Linked DNA regions of Mus musculus: region 2 is linked to region 1. Evidence: chromatin loops called from intact Hi-C (ENCODE). Cell type or tissue: heart. All regions are shown on one strand. Each heading gives the region's core, and the rest is flanking DNA. Links, peaks and the distances in the headings are about the cores only.

Region 1 (12,032 bases), core at 2,687-10,686:
AATTCTTCCAAATCAATACCGAACAAGCCGAAATATATTAAAGAATTATATTGGGTCATCACACTGGTGAATCTTGACGAAGCAGCTCACCAGGAGGCTGGAGCTTCTCCTCACAGTCTCCTCAGCAGATGCTTACACTCACACTCTCCCCGAGCCTCAGCCATCTCAAGAGAGCAAACCTCCATGGTCAGGCCTAGTCACTTACTGTCCTCTCCGCTGGTGTTAATCTGGACCATCACCTTCAGTGGTTCTGTAGGACCTTTCTTCTGCCAGGAGCTATTCACCTTGTCTGCCAGCTTCACCGAGTCTACGGTTTCCAGCATAGAGAGGTTGGGGACGGCTGCGAAGAGAAAGGGGGAAGGGAGCAGTCTTCGCTTTCCCGCTGCCAGAGAGGACGTGCAGCAAACCTCTGATCTGGTAGAGGGAGGAGTACTCCAGGGAAAGAAAAGGACAGTTCAGCTTATGACCGCCAAGAAGACAAGCAAGAGAGCTTGCTGGATAGGAACCTCGAGGGCAGGCGAGTCCCATCCCACCAGCAAAGATGGATAAGGGAGACGCTAAGACACCACGATCAGGCTGCCTAAGTACGGAGACGATTCGGAAAGTTGGCAATTGAGATTCTGAGTAGTAGGCCCCGATCTTATTATGTCTCAGTCTAAACTGAGTAAAATAGGCCAGTCGACAAGGGACAGAGACTATCCAGAAGCCAAAACGCTAGCCTGGAAAGATATCATGTTCTTATAACTTCTGGGATGGGTCTTCTTATTTGACAAGGACACCAGAATAGCTCACTCTGGATGCTCAGTCAGTGAGGTCATCAAAGCTACCTTCAATGAAGATGAACTATGACTCTTGGCACAGATAAATGACCATGACACAACCCCACCAACTTATTGTACTGAGCACAGAAATCTTCCAGGCAGTCAGCTAACTACTCCCCTGCCTCCCATCCCTCCTGCCTTGCTTTTTTCCTCCTCCATGGTGAAGACTGAACCCACAACCTTGTTGGGATAGAGACACTAGAGTGTACAGGAAGGCTATGCCTTGGTAGCTTAAATAATTCATTCTAATCTCAGCTCTGGCCTGGTTATACAAACTGATAGTTAGGACAAGACCTAAAGTGGTGGCACACCTTTAATCCCAGCACTGGGAGGCAGAGGTAGATCTCAGAGTTCAAGGTCAGCCTGGTTTACGGAGAGTTCCAGGGACCTTAGAGAAATCCTGGCACGACAAACCCACCAACCAAAAACCCAAAACCCTAAAAAGATCAAATTGTTCTAATAAAATGTAAACTGTGTTCCACAACAAAGCAGCGGAAGGATATGTATGAGGATAGGAAAGCAGCTAGAACTGAGTCAGACAAGTTTATGTGTGAAAACCAAACAAAACTTTCTGGCATGTTGCTGGGTGTGCTGGTGGTCGTGCCTGCGATTCCAGAATTCAGGAGGGTGAGACAGGAGGATTACCACAAGTTCTAGGCCAGCCCGGGTTAGTCAGACTGGGTCTCAGAAAAACAATGACAAACCAAAACGGCAATGTAAAAAGCACAGGATGATGTATAACGAGAAGTTAAATTACCTAGACTGGCCGGGCAGTGGTGGTGCACGCCTTTAATCCCAGCACTCGGGAGGCAGAGGCAGGCGGATCTCTGAGTTCGAGGCCAGCCTGGTCTACAGAGTGAGTTCCAGGACAGCCAGGGCTACACAGAGAAACCCTGTGTTGAAAAACAAACAAACAAACAAACAAACAAACAAACAAAGACTGGCCTATAGAAAAGTCTGTGCCATTTGATTAATGTGTGATATAGGAAGGCACAGCTCACTGTGAGTTGTGCAGTCCCGGAGTAGGCACTCTTGGTGTATAAGACAGTAGCCCTGGGGAACACACCAGTAAGCGACATTTTTCCATGGTATCTGCTTCAGTTCCTGCCTCCAGATTCCTGCCGTGGCTTCTTTCACTGCTGTGGAAGTATAAGCCGAATAAGCCCTTTCTTCCCAAGTTAAGTTGCTTTTGTTCATTGTCTTTAGTACAGCAACAAAACTAACAGGGACCCCAGTGCAAACATGTGCTGTGATCTGGGGCTGGAGTTTTACCTGTAGGCCTGTGCACCACATTTGTGCCTGGTACTTAAGGAGGCCAAAGAGGCTTTTGGATCCCTGAAACTCCAGTTAGAAAGAGATGTGAGCCGACATAAGCATGCTGGGTAGCCAAACCCAGAAAGTGCTCTTAACTTCAGAGCCGTCTCTCCAGGCCTTTATTTTTATTTTATTGAGACAGGGTCTATGTAGCTCTGGCTGGCCTGAAACTGTGTAGACCAGTGGCCTCTTATTAGAGATCTGCCTGCCCTTGTCTCCAGAGTGCTAGGATTAGAGTTGTGTGTCACCATGCCCAGAGAAGAAATGAAAACAAGCAAGCAGAGAACTCTGCAACAGGAAAACAAGGAATGGGAGAGGAGAGGATAGAGTTGAAAAAAGAATGGTCTGAATTTTTGCCTTATTTTTTATCACACTTATTTATTAACCCTGGGTGCTGGGAATTCTGGCTTGTGCCACCACATCTGCACAGCAGCATATTTGTAATACTCCCAAACTAGAAGTAACCTAGATGTTCGTCAGTGTGAGTGGAAACACTGTGCTATGTAAATACAGTGCAATAGTACAGAATAGGAAGATGGAAGGACCGCGTACCGAGATAAAGGTCAGCCCTGGGTCAGGATAGAAAGAAGGAAGACCTTTTCTTTTCTAACTCCACTTACACAAAGTCTGAACTATGGGGATGACAGCGGCGGCACAGACAAGGAACGTTTGAGCAGGATGACAGGAAGGAGCCTCTGGGGACAAGATGATGGGATAGATGCCTGCTATTTTAATTACTGTACCAGTTCACAGTTGTAATCCTCTGTCAAAACTGATCAAGTCAGACACTTTCAGTCTGTGTCATTTATTGTAGTTAGATAAGCTTTTTTCAATTTTACCCTGACAAAGCTGTTAAGAAAAATAAATGCCAGGGGAGGCAAGATGGTTCAGTGTGGAAAGGTGCCTGCGGCCAAGCCTGACAACCCAAGTTCTATCCCTGGGACCCACATAATGAGAAGAAAGACCCAACTCCTCCATGTTGCTCTAACCTCTATACACACAATCTGCCTCTCCCTATGCCTTTCTCCCCACCAAAAAAACCCATACAGTTTCTTACATTTTGATACCTTGAGAGGAGTAAGTATGGTTACTTGAGAACCTCACACATCACACAGTCAAATCTTTCTGTGACTAGTAATTATTTTTATGGTGCTGGGGACCGAGCGAGGGCCTTGTAAATGAGGAGCAAGCACTCTGCTGCTGAGCTACACCCTCCAGTCCCCACACTTCATTCTTACTATTTCACGATGTTTTATTTGAAGAAATCCCGCCACACAAATGGTGAGCTGGGGGTGTTCTCAAAGCTGCTTACTTAGACGGTGGTGTAAGCCATACAATCACAGAGAAGGCCTGGCTTTGTGCTGAGAGTTTTGCCTTACCCATCAGTTTGTTGACGTTTTGTTTCTGTAAATGACCAATGAAGTGCCACTTGATCTCGGGACAGGAAGACAGAATCTGAAGAGAAGAAGGGGACCGTTTGATAGCGATGTCATGGCGGCTCTGTCAGTTCAGATGTCCTTCACTTCTGTGCTCTCCTGGGAATGATAAACTGCCACCCCTCTCTTCGGCCAATCTCCCACTGAGACACAAGGAAACGCAGAGGCATCTAAGCCTGGCGCTGGTTCCCTTCTCATTCCCATCAATTCACTGTCATTTTCAGAAATAATCCATGAAAGGCATAAATGATTTATGTCCTCAAAGCTGCATCCCATACCCTTTGGTTTATGCTTTCAAATCTCCAAGGATTTTCCTAAAATCACTATTCACTAACAGCCACACAAGAGAATATTAATAGAAGTTGAAATTTAGGGCGCAGTGGAAATACAGACGGCTTCTATCCCTAGCCCAGCTTTCTGTTCTAAAATTCCACCCTCAACATAGGTGTAACTTTCAGCTAAGAGCTAAGGCTTCTAAACAAAAGCAACACTTCTTATGTCTAACGTACCTTAGGGTTTGATGCTTTTTCTAGTAGTTCCTGAACCTAAAGAGCAAAGAACAGAACGAGTCAGAAGCCTGGTAGTCACTACTCTCCCAACAGTTCTTTTTTTTTTCTTTTTTTCTTTCTTTTCTTGGTTTTTCGAGACAGGGTTTCTCTGTATAGCCCTGGCTGTTCTGGAACTCGCTTTGTAGACCAGGCTGGCCTTGAACTCAGAAATCTGCCTGCCTCTGCCTCCCAAGTGCTTGGATTAAAGGTGTGCGCCACCACCGCCCAGCCCAACAGTTCTTTATAAGAGGAATCTTACATAGTTCTCTCCAAAAGTGCGCTGGCCGTGGCCATAGGCCTCGATCACCATGTCTGCAGGTTTTGTTTTGCTGACCGCAACGAGCCGGGGTTGGATGGCTGGGAGGTCCTGCCAAGAGAGAAGGAGCCACATGAGTGAATGTGTGGAATCTTGTCCCAGTTAGATACACATTGTAGAGCCAGGTCGTGGTAGCAAACACCTTTAATCCCAGCACTCAGGAGGCAGAGACAGGCAAATCTCTGAGTTCCAAGGCCAGCAAGGCCTACAAAGTGAGTTCCAGAACATCCCAGTGGTATACAGAGAAACCCTGCATTACAAAACAAACAAACAAACAAACAAACAAAACAAACAAACAAACACCACCACTACCAACATAACACACATTGTAAAATAGACCGGCCTAGATCTCAGCTTGGCACTAATAAGATCCACTCTCCTTTTTTCTTTTTGGTACTGAATATAGAGCCCTGGAGTTTGGGCACATGAGACAGGTGCTACACCACGGAGCTCCAACCCTGCCTGCGGATTTCCTTTGCATGTCAATCAGTGCTGGAGGTTTAAGGGTTTGCAGTGAGTAAGATGGCTTGGTGGGAAAATGGTAGCTAAGTAGGCATGAGGGCCTTAGTTTAGACTCCAATATTCATATAAAAAGCAAGTTTTGTACCCCTTGTCTGTCATCCCAGTGGCAGGGTGGGGATGGGGGCAAGACAGGTGGATCCTTGGGGCTGGCTGTCTGGCTAGCTCCAGATGCAGGGTGTCAAAGCATAAAGTGGAGGGCGATAGAGAAAGATGCCTGACATCAACCTCTGGCTTCCACGTGTGCACTCATGGCATGTGCACTTGCACATATGAGTATACCGTGTACACAAACACATGTACTTGTACATGCATGCATATAACACACAGGCACTTGTACATACATGCACATAACACATATATATATACACACACTTATATATACATGCACATAACACACATGCACTTGTACATACATGCATATAACACATATTCACACATACTTGTACATACATAAATGTAACACACACACAAATTTTTTATCAAGGATACAGTAACAGTGGCATAAGGTCTGCTTAGCATTTGTGAGGTTCTGAGTTGTATCCTTAGCACCAAAAAAACCCATACAAACAAAGTAAAACAAAACCCAGCAGCATCCTTCATGAAGGGAAGGCAACATCCTGTTTAGCAGGGAGGTCACTTCTGGCTTCTGATACACGAAGGTAAATAGTTTAGAAACTCATTTTGGTCCTGATGTAATTATTAATAACGCTTCCACTCACCCTGGAAGAGGCTCAATTGAGATAAAGACATACACTGCCTTGTTCAGTCTATGAATCAACCAACAGTCAGCAGAGTTGACAACGAGACACCCACAACTCAGTGTTCAGGATTAGATTCACGCAAAGTCTCCTCACATCCATTACATAAAATGAAGGGTTTCCCTGCTTTCCTTACGTCTACCCCACCGTTTCTGAGACTGTCACAGAACCACAGTGCTCTCAAGGACTTGGAGACGTCACATCAATTACCACACGGTCTCCTGCTGCCTCCTTCTGAGGGACTGACTGTGTCTAATTCCTAGTGTGATGATGAACTAACTGGAGGCTTCCAGAGACAAATCGGTCAAGCAGGCCTAACTCCCGAGGCGGGCTGCATTAGGGAAATCCCGAGAACTCCGGTACCAGGAAGGTGGTAGGAACTCCCAAGGCTCTCTTAATTTCCTTCCCCTGTGAGGAACCCTAGCTAGGGCTAGAGTAGTTAACTGGACATGCCCAGACATCAGGTAAGAGAAGACTATGTTAATTCAGCCTTCGGTTTTCAGGCATCATTTTGAAATCTCAGACCATGAACACTAGATCAGAAAGGAAAGGTGTTTGATTTTTTTTTTTTTTCTGTCTCACTTCACATAACGTAGCTTAATTTGCATGGAGAAAAGCAGATACTGGCACCGGTCTAGAAGTCCAATGGGGGACATAACAACCATACGAAAATAACAAACGCTTGTGACAGGGCACCTGACAGCTCCCGCCCGCTCTGTGTGTGTCAAGTTCACGCGCAGCTAGACCACGGCTCGCGGCCGCCGCAACGCACGTGATCGCGGGTGGACACGGCCCTCCCAGGGCTCTAGTACCGTGGTGACGAATGGCGTGGTGGTACCGAGGGCAATGACGAATGGCGAGACGCCTGGATACGAGTCACTTGCCCTAAATGAACACCTTTCTCCAACCAAGCCAACCTCCCGGCAAGTCCCGATCCTCAAGGCCAGACCGACCGCCATGGAAACCCAGCGATCCCCTCTGCAGCCCCCGCCCCTCCGGGAGCCCCTTCTGCGTCACCGTGACACCTCGTCCCACGTAGGTGTCCCCCTTCCAGCCCTCCCCAGTGCCCTTCCGCCGGTCCTCACCCGCGGCCGCCGCGCCACACTCTGCTGGACTCGCTCGTTCACGGCCCGCAGCGCGAACCCGACTCCCAGCTCCGCCGTCATGCTGCCACCTCTCAACATTCCCAAGAGGATGCCCGGAGGACCCGCGACTCACCGAGCCCACCTTCCGGTCCCGCCCCCTTCCTGAGAGGTCCAATCGCCGCTCACCATCCAGCCACTTCCCCAGCGGAGGTTGGCCACCCAGGCGGGCGCCATCTTGGGGAAGGCGGAGGTTACCCGGACTGAAAGCCTCCTAGGGAGTTCAAGGGCTGGGCGGGCCGGTATAAACCAAGACATTAAAGTAACTTTCATTCATCCGTTCCGTTCCTTTCCTTTTTCCTTTCTTCTTTTCCTTTCCCTTCCCTCCCCTCTCCTTCCCATTTTTAAATTTCTTTCGAGACAGGGCTTCTCTGTGTCCTGGCTGTCCTGGAACTCATTCTCTAGATCAGGGTGGCCTTGAAATCCCAAGTGCTGGGTCTAAAGGCGTGTGCCACCACTGCCCAGCTATTATTTCTTTTTTAAAATATTTATTTTATGTGCGTTGATTTGTTTTGTCCTCATGTATGTATGTGCATGCACCGTCGTATCTGTGGTGCCATGGCCAGGAGAGTTTTGGATCTCGACCTGATGGTTGTGAGCCATCATGTGTGCTGGGGACAGAATTCTGGTCCTTTGCAAGAGCAACAGGTGCACTTGACTACTGATCCATCTCTCCAGCCCCCTTTTAATTTAAATATTTTTATTTATATTTTTGTTGTGTGGGTGTTTCCCCTGAACGTTAAGTCTGTGAACTGCCACAGAGGTCAGAGGAGGGCATAGAACTCTCTGGAACTGATGAGTGGATAGATGGGTGCTGGGTTCTGAACCTCTATAAGAGCAGTAAGTGCTCTCTCTCCATTCCCAGACTTTAGGAGTAATGATATTGAAGGTAAATGCCTCTTCATATACTGCTGTCACCACAGTGAAAAAAACCCCAAAACCTGAAAGGGCCCAGAAGGCTGTTACAGAGTGAGCCTAATGAGAAGCTGGCTGTGGAGCTGCAGTTGGGAAGTACTAGTCAGGAATAAGTGGGTCAAGTTTAAAGGGTTCGTGAAGGCTGGGATGGACGTGAAGTCAAAGAGATGCTCTGCTTCAAAAAATTGAAGGTGATAAGACAGGTCAGGGGTCAGAGGCGCTTGCTGTCCAAAGTCATATGGTGGAAGGAGAAAGCAGACTCCTGCAGATCTCCACATGAATGCCAGGGTGTCTGAGCATGTGCGCATGCACAAGGATGTATACATACATATGTACACAGATGTAAAAATGAGACCTATAAATACTACAGATTTAGGGTGGGGCCTCTATCTATCTATCTATCTATCTATCTATCTATCTATCTATCTATCTACCTACCTACCTACCTACCTACCTACCTACCTATCTGCACATATACATAAACACACACAGAACCTACTACTACTGTTTTGCTAAATGGACATGGCAGCAAACTGTCTTCAGAATATTTATATCCACAGGTTAGTGCTGACCTCAGCCTTGGATAAAGAAGCTGTTTGTGTTACAATGGATAATGATTAACAGAGTCACAACTGGTCAAAGTGCTCAAAATAAATGACTATTGAACCCTATCAGAGCATCTGTGCTACCTCCTTCAAGGTTCAAAGAACCTCTTGGAAGAGGGGGGGGATATGGAAAAAAACAAAACAAAACTAAGAGCCAGAGGGTAGTAGGGAGGTGTAGTGTGAACTGCTATATCTCCTGTGCCCATTACCAACGGCGACAGCTGTGGTCACCTGTGCAGGACTGGGGCTGTGAATGAGGCGGGAGCTCCTGAGGATCGTGGGACAGCTGTGCTTACTGAGGAAGGGGAGCCATATTTCTCAGTGGTGTTGCTACTAGAAAGTTGCCCTTGCCTAAATAACTCACAGCTCAGGCTTATGCAAGCAACCCTACTTAAAAGAAAAATAAAACGTAGGGGAACAGGATGATGTGCCAGAGGGGTGATATCTAGGGAAGGCTGCCCCCTTTTCATAGGAAGGGGGAAGGAAGAATGGAGGGAGGAGCTGTGTGTGTGTGTGTGTGGGGGGCCTGGGAAGAGAGAAGGGGCTGATATTGGAATATAAAGTGAATAGATAAATAGTAAAGAAAAATAACATAATTCATTAAGTAAACTCAGTTTTAGTGAATTTTTTTTTTTAAGTAAGAAGGGGGCTTGATGGGAAGAAAAGTTTGATGGGAGGGTAAGGGATTAAGATGCTAATGTGTGTGTGGGGGTTATGGTCAAAGTGCAAATTGTGAAAGAACCATTTTCAAAAAGAAAGGAAGCACAGTGTAAGAAAAACATAAGAAAACAACAATGAAAAACATGGTGGGAAGCGCACGCCTTTAATCCCAGCACTCGGGAGGCAGAGGCAGGAGGATTTCTGAGTTCAAAACCAGCCTGGTCTACAGAGTGAGTTCCAGGACAGCCAGGGCTATACACAGAAACCCTGTCTCGACACCCCCCCCCCCAAAAAAACCCCCAAAACCAACCAACCAACCCCCCCCCAAAAAAAAACCAAGAAAACTATGTTGTGGCAGGGTGGGGGAGAGGGAGATGGCTCAGAGGTTAAGAGCACTGGCTGCTCTTGAGGAGGACCCTGCTTGATTCCAGCAAACAAGGAACAACTCAAAACTGCCCCGTCCGGGAAATCCAATGCCCTCAGCTGGCCTCCATAGGCACCAGGTATGCATGTGGAATACAGACATACATCAGCAAAATACCCTATACTACATACACTAAACCAAAACCCAAACCAAGATATCCCAAACTTGTTATTTAAAAGAAAATATCCAGTTAAATGCAAATTTCAGATCAAGTGCAAATTCTTCTATAAAAGTAGGTGTTGTAAAACATTTGGATGGTATATAGTTTTTGTAAAGTTCACTGACATTAACATTTATCTAGTGACACTAGGCGAGGCAGCTTGCCACAGCCAGTCTGGGAGTTACCTACTTAAACTGATATTACATGAGGTTAGGGTCAACTGGGAATGCCTTTATCTTCTGGAGAAATGCAGCAATGTGTTAATTCTGTTTGTTTTTGCCATAGTCTCACTATGCAGACCAGGCTGGGCTCAAACAGATCCTTCTCCTCGGGTGCTGGAGCTAAAGGCATGTACCAGCATGCTGGTAAGAATCTATATTACCTGGATATATTTTTAGGGAAAGCCTAAGAAGGAAGTTTGATTTCTATCACCTGTCCTCCAATCTACTGGTAAATTTTACCTTAATCAAAAAAAGACAAAAACATTTTATTTAGCAAGACTGAAATTAAATCCAAAATGTAAGTATATTCACATTGAGACCTTTTTTTGTTGTCTGAAACAAATCCTGGAGCTATTAACCCAAGGTAATTTATCTAGTGGTATCATTTATGGAATAATTACTATAACAAGAATCATTTCTCAGTTATAAAGGCTCATTAATGCCCTTGGGGCACACTGAAAAAATTGCTTTAACTATTCAATCACCAGTTTACACAGAAGTAGAGATAAAAAGGAATGGAAGTACAAACACATGATTGCCCATTACAGCTTTTATAAGGAAACAAACAGTGGCTAGAAGCCCACTGAGGACAAGGAAGTAGGTAAAGTTCCCAGACAGAGGGGCTATTGTCCAGGTAGTTTACCGACGGCCAGCTGACGACAGCCCAGGTCAGTAAGCACGGCTATCTCACTTTCACAAGACACACGGCCCCACAGGCCGTTTATACACCTCCCTTTTCAGAGCACTTCATTCCTCCTCAGTACCCACACTGAGTCCTCCACACCTATTTTTAGTTATATAAAAATTATTAAACTTAGGCTTCCTTACAAACATTCTAACCATATATTGAAAAGTGATTAAAAACCTATATGGAATATAAATTGCTTCTGCAACATTTAGTGAGTGAGAAGCATTCTACCAAGGTGGCTGGGCCTTGGGAAAGTCCTACAAAAACTGAATTTTACAAACGGTTAACGTATTTTGATAGAAGTTCTACTTAAAAATAGCAGCTATGAATTCACTGCCTACAAAACTGCAGGCTTATCACATTTTACATGTTTAGAATTCAAATGCCTAAGTCAGATTTTATAGTATTACAAAAAACAAGGTCATAAAGACAGATGGGCTAGGCATCCCATGCTAAAAAGACATCTGAGTTCCATGATTTTACTGCTGGGACAGATACCAATAGCTACTGAATTTATGCTATGACATGGGGACATTTCTGTTCTGTTAAAGAAGTGACATTAAAGGGGCAGGGAAGGAGCAGCTGCAGCAGGACTTTACTGTGGCTCTTTGTAATGGAGGGATGAGCTCTCAGAATGCTAGTTACAGAGCCTCTCGGGCTAGGAGGGCGCTGGATGGCGGGGTACCCTCCCTCCTGCACCGACTCCACTGAAGTAGTGTTTTCTCAGGTGCACGTACAAGAGAGGATGCTGGGTATAGCACGTTGCTCTCAACAAGTGGTTAGCAGCAACAAATGAGAAGAAGATGAGTTGGTCTTGGGGAAAAAAACCCACTTTTGCAAGAGCTTTTGAGCACATTAAAATGTCCTTTTCAGGAACATTTTGTAGTTTGTACAGTGTGGCCAGGGTCAGTGGCCTGAGGAGTCAGGACAGAGAAGGGAACATCTGAAGTAAGCACAGTGAACCCTGCCTCTTTTTGGGTCGGCTGAATGCTTCCCAAATACCTGACAAGTCTGGTGCCACTTAGGAGCAAACTGGCCCGACTTACAAAACCAAAACTGAGGTGGGAATTGATGCCAGAAAATACCATTTATAGTAGTCACCTAAGAGAGAACAGTAGGTGCTTTGTGTGGGGGGAGGATGAGGTAGGGGACCAGCTAACAAGGCCAAGTCCTAAGCTAGAGCCAGTCATGGTTGCACAGGGTACTGCCATGTCTGCAGATTACCTGCAGAGCTGCCCTCCACAGAGGCATTCTGTGTGCACTCACAGGCCATGGTAGAGCCCCACCCCCAGTGCAATTTCAGGATAAGAAATCCCTTTCTCTCATATCTATTCTTCGCATTCTCAGTTTCCTAGGGTGACTCACTGGAGCCGACTCTCAAGTGGCTGCCTGCTCTCTTCATCAGTGTCAGACAAAGCCCCAGCACAGGCCACAGGCACTACTACTTGGGTGTCATCTGGCTGGGCCCTTCTCCACAGTGTTAAGGGCTCTTCAATGAAGAA
Region 2 (12,032 bases), core at 1,347-9,346, 220 kb before region 1:
TGGTGCTTGGGATTAAACCCAGGTTCCAAACACACTTGTTCCTCCACTGAGCGACAACTCCAGTCCAAACACACATTCTCTTCAAGTAGGACGACCGCTCTGATCATTTCTTGGAGTGTTTTGTGACAAGGTTTCATGTGAGCTGAGCCTGCCCGGTCCACCCTCAAATGCAATATGTAGCTAAGGCTGTCTCGGTTACTTCTCTATTGTTGTGATAAGACAACTTACAAAATGAAGCATTTAACGTGGAGCTTAGAGTCCATGACCATCGCAGCGGGAAGCATGGCATCTGGTAGGCAGGCATGGTGCTGAGTGGAGCCATAGCTGTTAGCTTTCATATTCATCTACACGTATGAGACAGAGAGAGCTAACAGGGAATGGTGTGGACATTTTCCTTTTTCCTTTTCTTGAAACCTCAAAGCCCATCCCAATGCCACACCTCCTCCAACAAGGCCACACCTCCTAATCCTTCCCAAACAGGTCCACCGAATGGGGACAGAGCATTCAAATGCATGCATCTCTGGGAGCCATTCTCAAAGCACCCACATTGGCCTTGAACATCTGATCCTCCTGTTGACGAACTCCTCATTCCCAGATTACTGACATCATAAACATGTGCCCCCGAAGCTCTAAACGGACTGTGCCTCTTTTCTCATCCACATTCTGGGCTGCCGGGCACACCTGACTCAAGCCAATTGCTAGTGCCCAGAAAACCCAGGCCTTCCAAGTGACAATAAGAGGGGTGTGTTTGGACAGTAAGCATAAGCCCTACAAAGCAATGGCCCTAAAGTCTGCCGTTCAGAAGAAGCAGGGAAAAAAAAAATCAAACAAAACAAAAAACATACAACAAACAACAACAAAAACCAGTGAGTGGTTCATACGCTTGAGAAGTTATCAGTAGATTGATCAGGACTTTAAGGTCATCCTCAAATGTTTGGAGATCCTGTCTCAAAACAAAGAAGGCCACCCCATCTTCCTCTCACCCCCACTTAAAGCTGGACTGCCCCCTAAGAACACACGAATACTTTTAAAGTGATGGGGCAAAGCTCCCATGCCTCTGCCCTGGGCTAACAGAGAAGTTCAAGCTAAACTAAATGATTTGAGCCCCAAGACGGGAGCGTTCCCAGCCTCCCACCAGGGGCCAGCAAGTGATAGACTCACACGTGGATAAGGCCACCTTGGACCTTGCAGCCCAGGGCAATCCAGCTGCAGCCTTGAGTCAACTCTGCCAAAATCAGCAAAGGACAGACGTGAGCAATAAACCGTTGTTTACGTTATCAAGTCTGGTGATGGCTTGTTAAAGGCTAGTGGCAACCTGGTACAACCATCTCCACCCTGGAGTTCTCAGGGGAGACCCAGGCCTCAGGAAGGAACCTACATATCCTAAGAGGATGCTTCACTCTGGGTTCCTTGTAGGCCCCCTTCATCTTCATCTCCTCCCTAGTGCTAAAAATCAGCCCAGGGCATCCCACATGCTAGCAGGGCACTGTGCCACTAAGCCACACGCAGCATGACTCGTCACCTTCTGAACACCGGACCTGGCCTTAGGTCCTGGGGTCACAACGACTGCTCTGGAAGAACATCCTGTCTAACCCGAGAAACAAGCACGCCAACAGACTCGTGGCTATGATTCACCACGGAGAAAGACAGCTGAGGTAAGACTCGCTCGGGCCAGAAAGTAATGGATGTTTTTGTTTGTTTGCCTGAACATATGGGGATCCATACACAGAAATGATCGCTAAGGGGAGGGGAGAAAAAAAAAACAAAAAAAAATGGTCGCGTTAAGCAATCCTCATTTTCAATATTGCTACTCCCTTCTAACTCGTTTTCGTGAACATCAAATAAAGGCTCATTTGGAAAAATGCTTCAGTGTTTTGTACCACTAAGTGAAATGAAATCAGCACCATGCTCTCTGCCTCCCTTCACCTGAGTCGGTAATGACTTTTGCTGATAGTGGTGGGTGAGAATCCAGCTCACCTTGTAAATAATGACTACCTGCCACTTTGGGGGGATGCTGGAAAGAAAAAGGCAACCTCTGAAGGCCACCAAAATCTAGAGGATCACGTCCTCAGACTGCCATGGATCATGGGGACAAGTTCTGTGGCCCTGGGGCCCACGTACAAAACCACAAAGGGAAATCACTATGGATGAGGCTGGAGAGATGGCTCAGTGGTTAAGAGTACTGGCTGCTCTTCCAGAGGTCCTGAGTTCAAATCCCACAACCACATGGTGGCTCACAATCATCTGTGTAATGGGATCTGACGCCCTTTTCTGATGTGTCTGAAGACAGCAACAGTGTACTCATATAATTAAATAAAACTTTAAAAAAAAAATCACTATGGGTTATAGAACTGAAGGGCAGGGGGTGTCTATGGAATCGCTGCATTCTATAGATGTGCCCCTGGTTCTTAGAATCATGTCTCCCCTCAGCATCACTGAACTATTAAGTAAAACTGGCAAATAAAAATCTTACGCACTTAAGCAAGATGCCACATGCCTATTATCCCAGCCCTCAGGAGGCTGAGACAGGAGATCACCAGTATTGAGGCTAGCCGGGGCTATATACAGTAAGATCCTATCTTAAAGAAGAGGAGGAAGAGAGAAAAAGGAAAGGAGAGGGAGACATAGAGAGAGAAGAAAGGAGGCAGAAGCACCTAGTCGGAGTACACAGAATGTGATGATCTGCTGTCACACTAGGAAATGTAAAATAAATCCCACAATTAGAGCAACCAGCCTACGTCTCTCGGATGTCTGCCTGTGTACGGAAGGATATGGCTACAGTTGCCCTGAGCTGATTTCTAGTAAACACTGCAGAGTTAATTATAGCCACTGATGAGTACACCCCTGGAATTTACCCCTCTCATAACTGAAAGTCTGTGCCAAACCTCTAGTCCCCTAACTCCCAACATAGCCACTCTCTCTTACACCTGAAAGTCACCCTCCAGCCTCCGCCCCTCCTCCCCCTCCTTTGTGATGTCAGATCCTCTTGCAGAGTTCCCCTTCACTGAGCTTCCCCCTCCGAGCCTCTAGGCTTTTATTTTAATTTAGGGAGAGGTTCCTGTGGAAGCAAGGAAAGGCCACCCCTTCAGCTAGAATGATGGTGGAATGATGACGGACAGAGGTCCAGGGGCTAAAGAACAGACCTTTCCAAGTGCAGCAAGCACTTTTTTTTTGCTGTTTTGGTTTTTTGTTTTGCACTACCACGCCTGGCTAGCAAGCATGTTTTAACCTCGGAACCATCTCTTAAGCCCCATGCTTGTATCCCACCGTCAGCTGTATCGTCACCTGAATCCCATCCTTCCAAGTCACACTATCTTCCTAGTTGCAGGGCATGCCTTAAATAAAAACCAAGAGGCTGCAAAGGTAGCTTGGAGTGCTCTACCCAACCCCCTTCCAATTCAGTCGTATGTCCTGGAACCTACTATATATTGTTTCAAACACTTTAAATGGAAGCTCGGGTGCATGTCAGACGGGGACCATTATCTCCTTGCCACCTCGATATCCAAGCTCTCTCATTCGGCCCTTAATAATATCCTCAGCTGTAACTTCTCCCCTCTGTGTGACTAAGACCTCGGGACATCAAGTCACCGGCATCAGCGTCCAGCCCACCTCCCCTCTTCCCAGCACTGACGGAGTTAAACACTTGGCAGCCACCTCAAGGTCAGCTTCCCAGACAGAGACTTTTTTTTTAATTTCTCTGATAGGGTCTCGCTATGTAGGTCTGACTGACCTGGAACTTATTATGTAGACTGTAGACCAGGCTGGCTTCAAACTCACAAAGATTCTCCTGTCTCTGCACCATTACATTCAACTTTACCCCTTACAAAACAGTGTCATTTACACCTGCCACCCTACCTACCTGCCTGCCTGATTATTAATTAACCTTACCCAGGTACTATGAGGTATGACCACCCAAACAACTTCTGTAGGTTTAGAAGTCAAACATCCATCCTTGGTGGGTGTTCACTAGATCCTGTTTATGACATTGCTAGCAATCTTAAAGACTCCCAGGTTCAAATCTTCTTGTGGGACACTCCCTTCAGAAATGTCCTAGGTTACCAAAGGCTTAATGACCACTGACCAGAGTCCCAGGAATGGAGATGGTTCAGGCCACCTGTTGTGCCCTGGTCTCCAGAGGCAGCTGCTTCAAAGCCATTCTCAGCTGAAGTAGCTTCCTGTAGTATTTCTTCATGTAGAGCTTGCAGCCCCTTACAGGTCAAGTCACATGCCAAGGAGTATAGGAAGCTTAAGTTCAAGAAACCTGACTTTATGCCTGGATATGAGATCTACTTTGCCAGACTCCTAAAGATCTGGAAAGGCAAGGAAAAAAGCCGTGTGTGTGTGTGTGTGTGTGTGTGTGTGTGTGTGTGTATACATATATGTGTATATATGTGTGTGTGTGTGTGTGTGTGTGTATACATATATGTGTATATATGTGTGTGTGTGTGTATACATATATGTGTATATATGTGTGTGTGTGTGTGTATACATATATGTGTATATGTGTGTGTGTGTGTGTGTGTGTGTGTGTGCGTGTATGGGCTTTGTTTGTGTGTTGTTTATCCCTTTCCCTTGTAACTCCTGAGTACTCAAAATGGAATGTGAGCCAATCAAGCATATAATGGTTAGGCAGATGACTCAGTCCTGATTCAAGCTCATGGGCTTTATACGCCCATAGATCCAGAGGACAGAGTAGACCTCAGGGTGATTCACTTGACCTTGAACTCCCAGCTGGCCCCTGATACAAGTAAGAAAATTCAAAAGTTAGATGGATTTGCAGAGAATAGATGAGAGCAAAGAGAAATAGCCCAAAGGGTATTCAACAGCTGTTAACCCCGGAATTACCAACACTCAGTAAGGTGAGGCAGGAGGATCTCTGTGTAGCCCTGGCTCTCCCGTAACTCACCCTGTAGACCTCTGCACTCGGATTCCGTATCTCGTTGGGGTGCTAAGTGATGAGAAACATTCTGGAGCAAATGGGTCAAGCTTCTGCCCTTTAGCAGAGGCGACCTGGAATGAATGGCCTTTGGGAAAAGATCCCACTCCTTAAATTAACTGGCTTTGGCAGAAACAAGCAAGTCTTTCCTCGAGCTATGGACTGTGTGACACACAAACAACAACAACAGCAACAAAAATCTGACAAGGGCCAGCTGGCTTTGGGGACCTGACACTGCTTTCTTTCAGTTAAGAAGCAAATGCTACACTCTAAGGAAACCCCTTCCTCTTCAAAGACAACGGGAACTACCTGGTCTGCCAACGGACACTTCGCAGACCACAGTGAGAAGTGGATCAGAGTGCATTACAAACAGTACTGGCTATTGCTACCCAGCTAACCTGTTCATCCAGAAAGGGACGGGCAAGAGAGAAAATAAACGTTTCCCAGAGCCTTTAGGTCTGTATCGGTGCCTATAAAAAATAAAAATAAAAAATACACCCTGATTCACACCTCGCCTAAAAGGACTCAACTCTCTGTGAAACTTTGTGCTCAACACAAAGTTCTGCGAAAAGACAAAGGGGCAACAGCGTGAACTAAAAAGTGGCCAGCGGGGTTGAAGAACTCCAGTAACGGGAGGCCAGAAGCCTGCAGAAAACTTTTCCTTTGGGCCGTTTCTAATAAGAGGGAGCCGGCTTTCTCCCCCTGCCCTGCTTGCTACTTCTTGCTGAGTGTAGGAACTCAGCATGACGATGCACAACAGACACGTGCTCAAGCAGCGAGGCCTTGGTGCTGTGTCCTGAAGATCACAGAACCCAGTGGACACTGACTGAGCTCCAAGATCCCTTCATCGGTGCCTTGGTTCTGGGATCTGGCTGTGCTCCCTGGTGCAGGGACAGCTGCCCGAGAAAATAGGCATGTGGCCCGGCTGCGCCAGCAGTAGCCCAAGGTTCATCACCGCGCCAGGATTCCTCTTGTTTTTGAGTTGTAAGAGGAGTAGTTGGGGGAGGAGACCGGGGAGGGGAGAAGCGCAAAAGTGGGTGGGAGCGGCGCGAGGATTGGGAGGGAAGTAGTGAGCCACGAGGATTTCATCATGCAAACAGGCGGGTAGGTTTCATCAGCGTCTATACTGGGGCTCCAGGGCAAGCTGGGAATGCCTGGTTCCCGGAGGCCGGCCCCCACCCGCGCCAACTCAGCTTCCTCTTCCTCATCCTCCGCCACTTGGGCCAGTTCAACGCTGTGCCCTGCCCCCCAGGCCCGAGGAACGTGTTGTTCTGCACTACACCAGACGCCGCCCCTGCAGGAATCTCTCTCTTAACACAAGCCACAGGTGGCAGAGAAGCACCCTCAGCGTCCAGCCTCCATTAATGAGCGAGTGTCCAAAGCAAAGAGGGCTGCCTCCGGAAAGGTTAAAAAAAAAAAAAGTGTGCAGGCGTCACTTATTCCAAGGGAGATCAACTAAACTTAATCTCCAGGCCAGCCTCTTTCCCTGATCTTGTCCCACCCCAAACTGCCCTGACACCCACAGAGGTCGCCCTTAAGCACATGGTGGTCCTGGCAGAGTGCCTATCTGTATGCTCAGGGCACTCTGCCGTATCTCCCAGGAAAAGGCTAATAATGCAGGCAGTTTGCAGCCGGGTTCCAGACCACGCTCCACCACACCCAGAAGGCGAGCAACCGAGACGGTGACCCTTCTGCTTTCCCGACGCCCCTCGTCCGTTCTGGCCAGCTACCGAACCCCTCGAATGCCGCCCTCCCCGTCGCACGTGAGACTCCGGATCCCGACGTATCCTCCAGCCCCCCGAGGTCGCCCGTGACCCCGGCCAGCGCCTACCTCCCGGGGTGGTGCTGAAGAGCGTGCCGCCCGGAGTGGTGCTGTAGTCCCCGGGCGGGAGCTGCACGCCATCGCCGAGGGCTACGCGGCGAGTGGGGATGGCCCGGCTGGGAGTCTGGCTGCAGCTGCTGCCCGCCGACATGTCTCCTGCACGCCGCCCACGACCCTCCAGCAACCCCGCGGCACCTCGGCCCAGCCCTTCTCGTGCCCGGCCCGCCCCTTCCGCCTGGGCTCCACGCCCCCTGAGACTTGCGGTCCGCCCGGCCCCACCCAGCCCCAGCCCGCTGCCTGCAAGTGGTTCCCCAGCTGCTGACCTAGGCAGCTTCTGTCCTCTCCAGTGCAGGAACCCCAGTGTGGGCCCCTTGGGTTCCCTGGTTCCTCCCCGAGACTCTGGGAAGATCTAGGTAGGGATGACGGTGGCAGAACTCTCCGATTTGGTGGCAGCGTCTCAGCGCACCAGACCGCCTGCTTTCTATATTAGGATGTGACCTCTCGATCCCAGGCCGATCCTCAGAGAAGAAAGGGTGGGCTGATCCTTCGCCATTCTTAACGTTTCTACAGCTTTTACAGTTTTACAGTTTTTAGGAGTCAGAGCAGCGGCTGCACAGCGCACATTCCTGGACTTGGAAGGAGTAGTGGAAGAGTAAGAGGGACCTAGCCAGCCAGCTAGGAACCGAATATAAATCTGATGAGGAATGGGCAGGATCGAAGCTCTGCGTACTGTGGGCTGGGAGGATTAGAGTTAACCGGTCAAAGATCCGCATAGTACTTGGACTGGGTTCCACTCCAGCACTTTGTCTGGTAGTCACTAGGGAGGGAAGGGAAAATGCATGTCCAATCGGTTACAGTGTCTGTGTCAATCAATCTCCATATGGTAGGAAATGCCTATAATCCCGACCGTGAGGAGGCTGAAGCCCTAGGAGGATCCCAAGTTGACAGCCGAGGGAGGGCCAGAACCCTGTTCTCACTGTTGTCCGGGCTGGCCTGAGAGAACACACTGGGCCACCTTCCTCCCTTTGGGAGAAGCATGTTGAAAGGGGTTTTGCTTTTTGCCTTGTTTGGTTGTTCTAGAGGCCCCAGATTTCCTGGAACTACGATTTCAGGGAAGGGCCTGTTTATAAAGTCCAACATCCAAGTTCAGCATTCAAGTGGTCCACACTTGTCCCAGCAATGAGGAGACTGAAGCAGGAGGATTCTAGCCTGTGCTACCCAGCAAAACCCTGTCTCAGACACAGAAAGAAGAGAGAGAGACTTAAGCTGGGCATGCTAGCTCAGAGAAACTGAGACAGGAGCATTACAGAAAAGCTGAGGGCAGACATGGTTGTGGCGAGTTTGATGCACAGCCTGGGCCAGACATGTTAAGACGCTGTCTTAAACCGTGAAAGAGAGAGAGAAAAAAAAACACGGGGAAGGGGAAGCTTGGAACACAGCTCACTTGGTAGACAGTTTACCACGTATACACTAAGTCCACGGTTAAATCCGAAGCATCAACATAAAAACTGAACGTGGTGGCACTTTGTAAGCTTATAATCCTAGAACTCGGGAAGGGAAGGTTGGGGGATCAGCACTCGGGAGGCAGAGGCAGGCAGATTTCTGAGTTCGAGGCCAGCCTGGTCTACAAAGTGAGTTCCAGGACTGCCAGAGCTACACAGAGAAACCCTGTCTCAAAAAAACAAAAACAAAAAAACAAAAACAAAAACAAAAAAAAAACAAAAAAAAATTGGCCAAGCCAAGCCCAGTGGCTCTCTCTTACAGCTGCCTACAGACCCAAATAAGAAACTCTCATCTACATCTCCAGCACCATGTCTGCCTGTGTGCCACCATGCTCCCTGCCATGATGACAATGGACTAAACCTCTGAAACAGCAAGAAACCTCAATTGAATGTGCTCTTTTATAAGAGTTGCAGTGGTCATGGTATCTCGTCACAGCAATAGAACACTGACTAAGACAGTGTTCTATTACCCCTAAGGCACTTGGATAAGTTGAGGAGTTAAAGATGATTGCCCACAAGCCTACAGCCACAGCTAGGAGGGACCTGAGCCTGAGGGTAAGCACCGTTTCCCTGCCTTGGTAGCTCCATTGAGTAGCTTTCCAGGGAAGATAAGCTTCCCTCCTGGGCTTTGCGAACCACATGGCCCTGAGAATGATCGTTTTAGAGTTTTCTTACAAATTCCCTGCTCAATTCTTTCTCTTGCAGACCCATTTTGCCTATGGTGATTTCTGCCTCTCTCAGAGCAGGCACTCATTCATATCAAGTCTTCTAATGGAATATAAAAGGATATGGGGGATTGAGATGACCAAGCAGATAAAGGTACTTATTGCCAAATCTAACCTGAGTTTCATCCCTATGAGAGCTCGGGAACAGATTCCCATAAAATTACCTCTTCCCTCTACATGAGCTCCATAACATGTTTTTACATGCACCGTATGTACACACACAAAATAAAGGAGTGTAAAATATTTAATGGATGTAAGAAGCTAGGTACGGTGGCCAATACTGGTTCTCCCTGTACTTGGGAGATATAAGCAGGAAGATCAGAAGTTTAAGGTCATCCTGCGCTATAAAACACAATTTAAGTGCAGCCTGGAACATATGACCCTGTCTGAAAGAGGAGGGGGTGGGGGGAGACCCCCCTCACAGACAAGGTCGCACATACTTCTCATGTCAGATGTGGAAGAGGAGATTTCTCACAAGAGCAAAGTTATCCTACTGCAAGGGCTCTACCAGACCAGGTCTGACACTGCCTGTCTGGAGCCAGTGTTCTCAGAAGACTTCAGATTCCAATTCCCAGTGGAGACTGTGTCCTGTGTGTTTTGAAGTGCCGGCTGTCAGTTGACTGCCCACAACACTGCTTCTCTGGCCTGAAGAATATGCCATAGCAGTTCCTCGAACTCAGGGAAGATAATTACGTTCCCCACTTTATTATAAAGAATGTTACAAAGTCTGCAGTGATCCGCCAGACTGGAAGACTCACAGGGCCAAGTCTGAGAGGAATCTTCCTACCTTTCTGGTGTTGTGTAACACTCTACCCCTAATTAAAACATTCCCTGCCTGAGGGAGAAGGGAGACAGGAAAAACTCAGAAAATAAACTTACCTGACTCCGGACGTTCAGGGAAGATTCTTTTCTCTCTTCCTTTCTCTCTCTCTCTCTTCCTTCCTTCCTTCCTTCCTTCCTTCCTTCCTTCCTTCCTTCCTTCCTTCCTTCCTTTCTTTCTTCTCTCTCTCTCTCTCTCTCTCTCCCCTTCTTTCTTTCTCTCTCTCTCTCTTTCTTTCTTTCTTTCTTTCTTTCCTTCTTCCTTTTTTATTTGTTTTATGTACGTAAGTACACTGTCACTGTCTTCAGACGCACCAGAAGAGGTCATCAGATCCCATTACAGATGGTTGTGAGCCACCATGTGGTTGCTGGGAATTGAACTCAGGACCTCTGGAAGGGGGCAGCCAGTGCTTTTAACTGCTGAGTCATCTCTCCAACCCTCAGGGAAGTTTCAAAACACTAAGAAGAAAGTTACAAGTCAAGGGTGGCCACTCCCCTCCAAGTCCTCCCATGTCCCCTCTACCACCTTCCCTCTGAAGTTTCTGTATTCTGGGGTTTGTTTGTTTGTTTTTTTTTTTTTTGGTTGTTTTGTTTTGTTTTAAAGATTTATTTATTTATTATATGTAAGTACACTGTAGCTGTCCTCAGAGACTCCAGAAGAGGGCATCAGATTTCGTTACGGATGTTTGTGAGCCACCATGTGGTTGCTGGGATTTGAACTCGGGACCTTCAGAAAAGCAGTCAGTGCTCTTAACCACTGAGCCATCTCACCAGCCCCCTGTATTCTGTTGTAAACCCAGAGAGTACTGTCAGAATGTGCCTAGCAATAGGTTACCCACTGGAGCATGTGCAACCCATACCTGAGCACATCCCTGAAGGACATTGGCGCACTCCCGCCCCTGAATCCATCAATTCCTGGTAGCTCCGCAGCTAGGGGTAGATTTTCTAACCCCTTCATCCATGCTGGGACTTTGGCTGACTTGATCTTGTGCACATGATGTGATTGCAGACAGAGGTGTTGTGTGTGCACTCCTGTGAGCTCTGGGCCTCCCATGCCCAGAAAATACTATTCCATAGTAGTTGTTCCCTACCTCTGGCTCTTTTGGTCTTTCTGCTCTCTCCAAGATGGATCCCAAGCCTGGGGTAAACAGAGCTAATACAAACCCCCATTTAGTGCTGAGCACTCTATAATCTCTGAGATCCATCTATCTAATCTGTTGTGTTGTTGTTGTTGTTGTTGTTGTTGTTGTTGTTGTTGTTGTTGAAATGATTCTCCCCAGGTAGCCTTGTCTGGCTTGGAACTCACCGTGTAGACCAAGTTGGCCTTGAACTCATGGAGTTCTGCTTGCCTCTGCTCCCAGAATACAGAGAATAAAAGCATGTGCCACCACACCTGGACCACAATCTGTTATTCTCTGCACACTGACCAGTTGTATATCGCTTTGTCCACCATGATCCAGTGAGAAAATACGCTTATCTGGTAAGAATCGTCTCTGATAAGGATCTAGAAATGTCCTAGACTGTGGGATAAAGGTATGTTTGTAGGGGCAGTTTGATACTATGTATTTTTAACAGGATAACAATAATAGGTTTTCCCCTAGGGCCCATGACCTTCCCAGCCAGAGGTTCTGATCCCAGTTAACAGTACCAGGCAGGAATTTCATTTCTGGAATGGGCTTCAATCAAGCCAACAGTAACAGGGAAAAAGTGGAGGGAAGCTTCTGCTGACCTCCTACCCAGCACCCCCTCTAATGGAGCCTCTGCAAGCAACTCCACAACCATTTAACATCACCCTCACTTCACACATAAGGAAAAGGAGATATAAGTTTGGGGGTGAGGGTTAGTCTGCCTATGCCCAAAACCCAAGTTCAAGTATCTTTATTCCCTACTTGATATCCACCACTCCAGTGAGTTCTACATTATGGTATATAATTATGCTGAATAACAGCCATGGTGCTCGTGAAATGAATGACATCTCTACCTGGAAATGGCTATATTTATTTTATTTATTTATTTGTTTAATGTATGTGAATACACTATCACTGTCTTCAGTGACACACCAGAAGAGGGCGTCAGATCTCATTACAGATGGTTGTGAGCCACCAGGTGGTTGCTGGGAATTGAACTCAGGACCTCTGGAAGAGCAGCCAGTGCCCTTAACCACTGAGCCATCTCTCCAGCCCAGGTCTGGTTTCTTGAGACAGGATCTCATGGAGCCCAGACTGGCC

The links. A loop is a pair of places that touch in the nucleus more often than their neighbours do. Peaks named below come from ENCODE experiments on the same cell type or tissue, not always from the same donor. Only the 100,000 strongest peaks of a DNase experiment are listed, where the experiment ranks them.
Region 2: a loop joins it to region 1, with 2.9 times the contacts of the local background. A loop is called at or near these places in 11 of 42 quality-filtered maps.

The regions. Positions count from the first base shown.
Region 1 is chr8:27,037,482-27,049,513 of GRCm38, reverse strand. It overlaps Erlin2 (ER lipid raft associated 2), which reads right to left. Exons shown (of 12, transcript NM_153592.3): 12 at 10,077-12,032. Plpbp (pyridoxal phosphate binding protein) reads right to left here and starts at 6,959. Exons shown (of 8, transcript NM_054057.4): 1 at 6,801-6,959; 2 at 4,379-4,486; 3 at 4,081-4,116; 4 at 3,515-3,590; 5 at 206-340. The coding sequence starts at 6,899. In heart, for the core only: a CTCF peak has its summit at 7,028 (motif pointing left); a DNase peak (open chromatin) is centred at 6,973; H3K4me3 peaks cover 2,072 bases; H3K27ac peaks cover 1,195 bases.
Region 2 is chr8:27,255,286-27,267,317 of GRCm38, reverse strand. It overlaps Eif4ebp1 (eukaryotic translation initiation factor 4E binding protein 1), which reads right to left and starts at 6,991. Exons shown (of 3, transcript NM_007918.3): 1 at 6,768-6,991. The coding sequence starts at 6,909. In heart, for the core only: no CTCF peak of the experiment used is centred there; DNase peaks (open chromatin) are centred at 1,577, 2,907, 6,027, 7,027 and 1 weaker place; H3K4me3 peaks cover 4,306 bases; H3K27ac peaks cover 5,359 bases.